Regions from separate parts of the Homo sapiens genome. Here region 1 is linked to region 2. A link is a loop called in an ENCODE intact Hi-C map of the cell type or tissue named here. Cell type or tissue: GM12878. All regions are shown on one strand. Each heading gives the region's core, and the rest is flanking DNA. Links, peaks and the distances in the headings are about the cores only.

Region 1 (2,803 bases), core at 171-2,670, 270 kb before region 2:
GATTATCTGTCACGCAGATTACTCGTGACACATTTTAAATCCTTGGGCAATTTCTCTGAGCGAGCCAGTGTAAGCCTGGACCATCTCCTCTGCCCCCCGACCCAGCTGCTGGGTACTTAGGGAATACAAATTAGTTTTCATATTAGCTTAAAGAAGACATAATTAGGAAGGTAAGTCTGCTACAAGAAAATCACATCACAAATTCCAACGGCGAGGGGGAAATATGAGGGAAATGACCTCCTCTCCCTTCAACTGAACTAAGATCTGGTGGTCTAAGTGCACATTAGCACTTGGTGCTGGCATGCTTGCCGAAGGCTTTCCTCACGGGTGGAAGGAGCGAGGCTGTGCACCCTGCACCAGATGTGCATGGGAGGCTGCAAGCGCCGCAGCGGGGCTGGTGGCCCATCTTGCCCGGTGCTTTTTTTTTTTTTTTTTTTTAACAGTTCTGTGTTATTGTCAGGCCTCTTTATGGCAGATCGTGCAGGTCGCAAGTGGATCCTGACTGACAAAGCCACAGGTGGGTTCATCTTTGGGGAAAGAAGGAAGCAGCTGGAGGATAGAGTCACTGTGAGGCTGTCATTCCAGGCGCTGCTTCCTGCTTGGATGGTGGGATTCCTCTACTGTGCAGTCCCCCTCACTCGGTCACCTGATAGTTTTAGTAACCATTGATTCCATTGATTATCTGATTTTTCTAGTGTTAAATGTTTCCTTTTCATTTATTAGCTGGAATTCTTTTTTAAGAGACAGGGTCTTACTACATTACCCAGGCTGGAGTGCAGTGGCTATTCCCAGACTACAGGTTCGAACTGCTGGCCTCAAGTGATCCTCCCACCTCTAGTTGGGATTCTTTTATAAAGAACTTGTCCCCATTAACAATTTGGCTATGCTAAGTACAGTTCAGATAGGAAAAGCAGGAGAAAAACTTGATGAAGATGAACTTTATTGGGATAGAGTTCTTTCCATCTTACTCTAAAGCCCCATTACTGTCTATTTCCACTTACTGATCTGCTTTTTTCAGGTGTCTCACTGCCTAGAGCAAATTTAATTCTGCCCTTTATGTGCTCTTAAAAAGTTTTAGTTTTTTTGTGGTTTTTTTCCTAAATGGTGCTCTACAGATTATGCTGAGTGAGGGGATGAAAAGTCACGAGTACATCTTTGGAAGCTTCCTTGCCTCAGCGTATCCCTGCTCAGATAGAAGAGGCAGGGACTGGATGACAGGCACATGGGGGTTCATTGTACTCCTCCCTCTCCTGGTGCCTATTTGACATTTTCCATCATAAAAAGTTTGAAGAAAAAAAAAAGTTTGAAAGTAATAATAACAGAAAAATAAATAAATCTCCCTTCCTAACTCTGAGTAACTCCTGAGTGGGCCTGCTGTTCATTTCTGCACCTGACTGTTGCAGGCTCCTGGTGACTTTCTTCTTCTGAGGTTTGTCATCTGGGCTCCACTTTCCATTTTAAAATATTGGTGCACTCTGCATATTGCCATGATCTATCCTCTGGGACACAGACTTCAACCTGAGTGTTGTTCCCACCCTTCTTCCTAGTGATTTCTTCTGGGAATTTACTGGGTACCCCTTGCCTTGCTCTGTACAGTCAGATCAGATGTCCTCCAGAGCAGGGGTCCCCAGTCCCTGGCACGGCAGGAGGTGGGTGGCAGGTGAGCAAGCATCACCGCCCGAGCTCCACCTACTGTCAGATCATCAGCGGCATCAGATTCTCATAGGAGCACGAACCTATTGTGAACTGATGATCTAAGGTGGAATAGTTTCATCCCCAAACCATCCCCCTCAACCCCCCCCCCATCCATGGAAATACTGTCTTCCATGAAACTAGTCCCTGCTGCCAAAAATGCTCGGGACCGCTGCTCCAGAGCACGTGCATATTCCACAAGCTTCAGCAGAACGCTTTCTCTCCTGCCATTTTCAGTTTAAAGCCTTCTTGGCAGGGTCAACAGGCCTTGCAGTTAGCTTGTTCATCCCCACGTTGGGAGCTCAATTTTCAGGATAATAAACCATGGTGGTTCTGAATACTGAAACACAGAGCGTTTCATAACGCTCCTGGGCATTGCCAGTAATTTCAAGAGGAAATCATGACATTGTATCTCCAAAATAGGTCTTGAGATATATTTACTAATAAAGTAAAAATGAATTCAGTTTTAATATTTGGCTTATGGGATGAGGGGCATGAAAAGCTTCCTGGTGGTCTGCAAAAGCAGGCAAAAGATAGAGTGAGCCTGTCTCAACCAGAGTCACTCCTTTGAATGTTATTCCAGAAAGCAGTTTTTCTTAGTCTTGAGATGGTCCAGCAAGAGAGAAGAAAACTCTTTGAGTGCTGAAAAGCACCCTGTGCACCAAGGCACCTGTGAGGCTGCTCTTGGCTTCATGAGAATATTCAGTACTTGCCAGATGTAAGACATATTTTAATCCATAAATCCCCCAAATGTACCCAAAAGCTTGGACTTAGGAAACACGGAAAAGGGAGATTAAATGTCCCAAAAGCAGCTAATAGAACAGAAACAGAACCACTGGGAAAGAAATGCTTTTTCTCTTCCCCGTTTGCCCTACTATCATGAGGTTACTTGGACCTCCTTTTTGTTTGATATTGACATTCTCTTCATGACCTTCCTCTTCTTGCCCTACATATGTCCTCTTTCCATCTAGTCCTTGGTATTCTCAGCCTGTCTAACTGCTGTCTGCCTGCTAGACTAGCTTCTTTACTGATTTCCTGTTATCTTCTTCCACTTCTATACTGGCACATACCATGCCTGTTTTTCTTCATATAGTGGCTTTCCTTAGACGTC
Region 2 (2,803 bases), core at 139-2,638:
AGTATTATCCCTAATTTACAGATGAGGAAGCTGAGGCTGAGTCATAGGTTCAGAAACACACAGCTGGTGACCAGTGAATCCAGGATCTGTACCCAGGCTATGGAACCTAGAGCCTGCTAGATCCACCTGCCAAGCTACCTGACCTAGAGCTGGTGTTTTTTTTTTTGTCCCCCTTTATTTTTCTTTTTTATAAACAAGGTGTCTTGCTCTGCCACCCAGACTGGAGTTCAGTGGTGCAATTATAGCTCACTGCAGTCTCGAACTCCTGGGCTCAAGCGATCCTCCCACTTCAGCCTCCCTAGTATAATGGGACTATAGGCACGTGCCACCACTTCTGGCTAGTGAGCTGGTGCTCCTAACTCTCACAGGGTACTGCCTCTCTTCTGCTCTGTCATGATGACTGTAGTGCAAGAAGGGGACTCAGCAAGAAGCCTCAGGATTCTAGGCGTGGCTCAGCCACAACCTGCTGTGTGATCTTGGCCTTCACTCCCCACTCTGGCCTTCAGACTCCTCAGGGATTAGACCAAGTAGTCTACAACTCTGCTTCCAGTTCTGTGGCTCTGACTCACGTGGAAACAGCAGTGGGGAAAGGCCCTATCCCTTAGCCCCACCGGAAGTGTCTACTGCTGATTACCAAGAACAGCCTCACGGGCTTTTGAGAAGGGCAGGGAGGATCAACTCCTGACCTGGTGACACTGATGGAGCAAAGCTGCTTCCCCACTCCACACCTCAGTTTCCCCACTCCTTCCAGTGGAGATAATGACCTCTGTGTGCTCAGTGCTACTGTGAGTCAGGGTTAATTAGCATTAGTCATAGACTTGGGAATCCTCACAAGAAAAGGGTCATCTGGTGGGTCTGGGCTGTGCCCTGGCTGTGATGAGACACCACTCATGCCCCTGTGAGTGTGTCATCATGCTTCATTAGTGGCTTGCCTAACTTTGCAGGTCGGCCCTGGGGTGGCCCAGCCCTGAGTGCGGGTGCTGAGATCAGCCAAAGGATGACACCTGGGGAGGGCTGCATGTGTCCCAGGGTGGCTGCCAATGGCTCACAGTCCCCTGGATTTCCCTTTCGGTTGACTTCCCATTCAATCGGGTTCTTATCATTGCTACTCGAGCCACTATTCCTGGATGCAAGGCCCCAACTCTGACCTTAAATTTAGAGGTTTTTTTTTCCTTCTCTGTCTCCTCAATAAATACCCATTCTCATTTCTGTCTCTCTGCTGACTGTTTCAATGCTTTCAGTTTCTTTCTGTTTCCATCACCGCACTTGGTAGAGCTTAAGTGGGGTTAGGGGAAAGACCCTGTAACAAAATAAGGACAAAGTAAGAATGATGATGTCTTGTGTTGGCAAGTCCAGCTAGGTAAGCCAGAAGTGGAACATGGGGGACATCTAGTGGCCGTAGTGGGTACTGCTAGCATTCTTGCCTGGCACCGAGGTCACATTCTTGAACTTTTTTTTTTTTTTTTTTTTTTTTTTTTTCTGAGACAGGGTCTTGCGCTATCTCCCAGGCTGGAGGGCAGTGGTGTGATCACAGCTCACGGCAGCCTTGACTTCCCAGGCTTAAGGGATCCTCGCACCTCAGCCTCCTGAGGAGCTGGGACTACAGGTGCACGCCACCACACCTGGCTTTTTTTTTTTTTTTTTTTTTTGGTAGAGACGGGGTTTCCCTATGTTGTCTACTCTGGTCTTGAACTCCTGGGCTCAAACAATCTGCCTGCCTTGGCCTCCCAAAGTGCTGGGATTACAGGCATAAGCCATCACGCCTGGCCTCATACCTGAACTTGATTCTCAAGTTGGCTACAGTGACTTGCCCCAGCTCTTGGAGACTTGGGAGATGGCACGATCCTTAGGAGGGGAGATTTTCTTATCACTTAATAGCTGATAAATTGCATTTCCCTTGACATCTGGTTTCTCTGGATCTACAGAAGAAAGGTCTCAGGCTGGGCACGGTGGCTCACGCCTGTAATCCCAGCACTTTGGGAGGCTGAGGCGGGTGGATCCTTGAAGTCAGGAGTTCAAGACCAGCCTGGCCAACATGGTGAAACCCCATCTCTACTAAAAACACAAAAATTAGCTGGGCGGTAGTGGCATATGCCTGTAATCCCAGCTACTCAGGAGGCTGAGGGAGGAGAATTGCTTGAGCCTGGGAGGTGGAGGTTGCAGTGAGCCGAGATCCCACCACTGCACTCCAGCCTGGGCGACAGAGACCCTCCCTGTCTCAAAAATAAAAAAAGGAAAAAAAATCAGTCCAGCATGGTGGTGGGCACCTGTAGTTCCAGCTACTACGGAGGCTGAGGCAGAATCACTTGAACCCAGGAGGCAGAGGTTGCAGTGAGCTGAGATTGCAGTATTGCACTCCAGCCTGGGCAACAGAGCAAGATTGTCTCAAAACAAAAACAAAAACAAACAACCCAAGTAACAATGGAATTAAACATCGTCATGCATGTATAACTATGTCCTTGGTTAAAGGCAGGCAGTGGGGTCTGCCTTGGAGGCTGATGGGCTGAGTTTGAATCCCGGCCCTCACTTACTGGGCTGTGTGACCCTGAACAAAGTAATTAACTTATGCTTTTGTTTCCTCATTTGTAAAAATGGAACAGTAATTATACCTTCCTCATAGGACTGCTATGAGGCTTAAATAAGATAAAATGCTTAGACCAGTGCTTGGCAAACAATCTGTACTTACAAGTGATAGCTATTTGCAGCAGTAGTAAAATCAAGTTTCAGAGGTTCTCCTGCTCAAGACTGATTCCCCACATTTCAGTAGGAGGTAGACTCCAGCTGCAGTCTTGGTTTCGCTATC

The links. Peaks named below come from ENCODE experiments on the same cell type or tissue, not always from the same donor. Only the 100,000 strongest peaks of a DNase experiment are listed, where the experiment ranks them.
Region 1: it touches region 2 in a loop (3-fold over the local background); 8 of 110 quality-filtered maps call a loop at or near these places.

The regions. Positions count from the first base shown.
Region 1 is chr7:129,743,713-129,746,515 of GRCh38, forward strand. The region is part of intron 10 of NRF1 (nuclear respiratory factor 1); the gene reads left to right. Among named protein-coding and RNA genes, the nearest start is that of MIR182, 25 kb to the right of the region's middle. In GM12878, for the core only: no CTCF peak of the experiment used is centred there; no DNase peak of the experiment used is centred there.
Region 2 is chr7:130,009,642-130,012,444 of GRCh38, forward strand. The region is part of intron 3 of UBE2H-DT (UBE2H divergent transcript); the gene reads left to right. Among named protein-coding and RNA genes, the nearest start is that of ZC3HC1, 40 kb to the right of the region's middle. RefSeq lists enhancers at 1-795, 2,737-2,803. In GM12878, for the core only: a CTCF peak has its summit at 1,387 (motif pointing left); DNase peaks (open chromatin) are centred at 650 and 1,350; H3K27ac peaks cover 1,049 bases.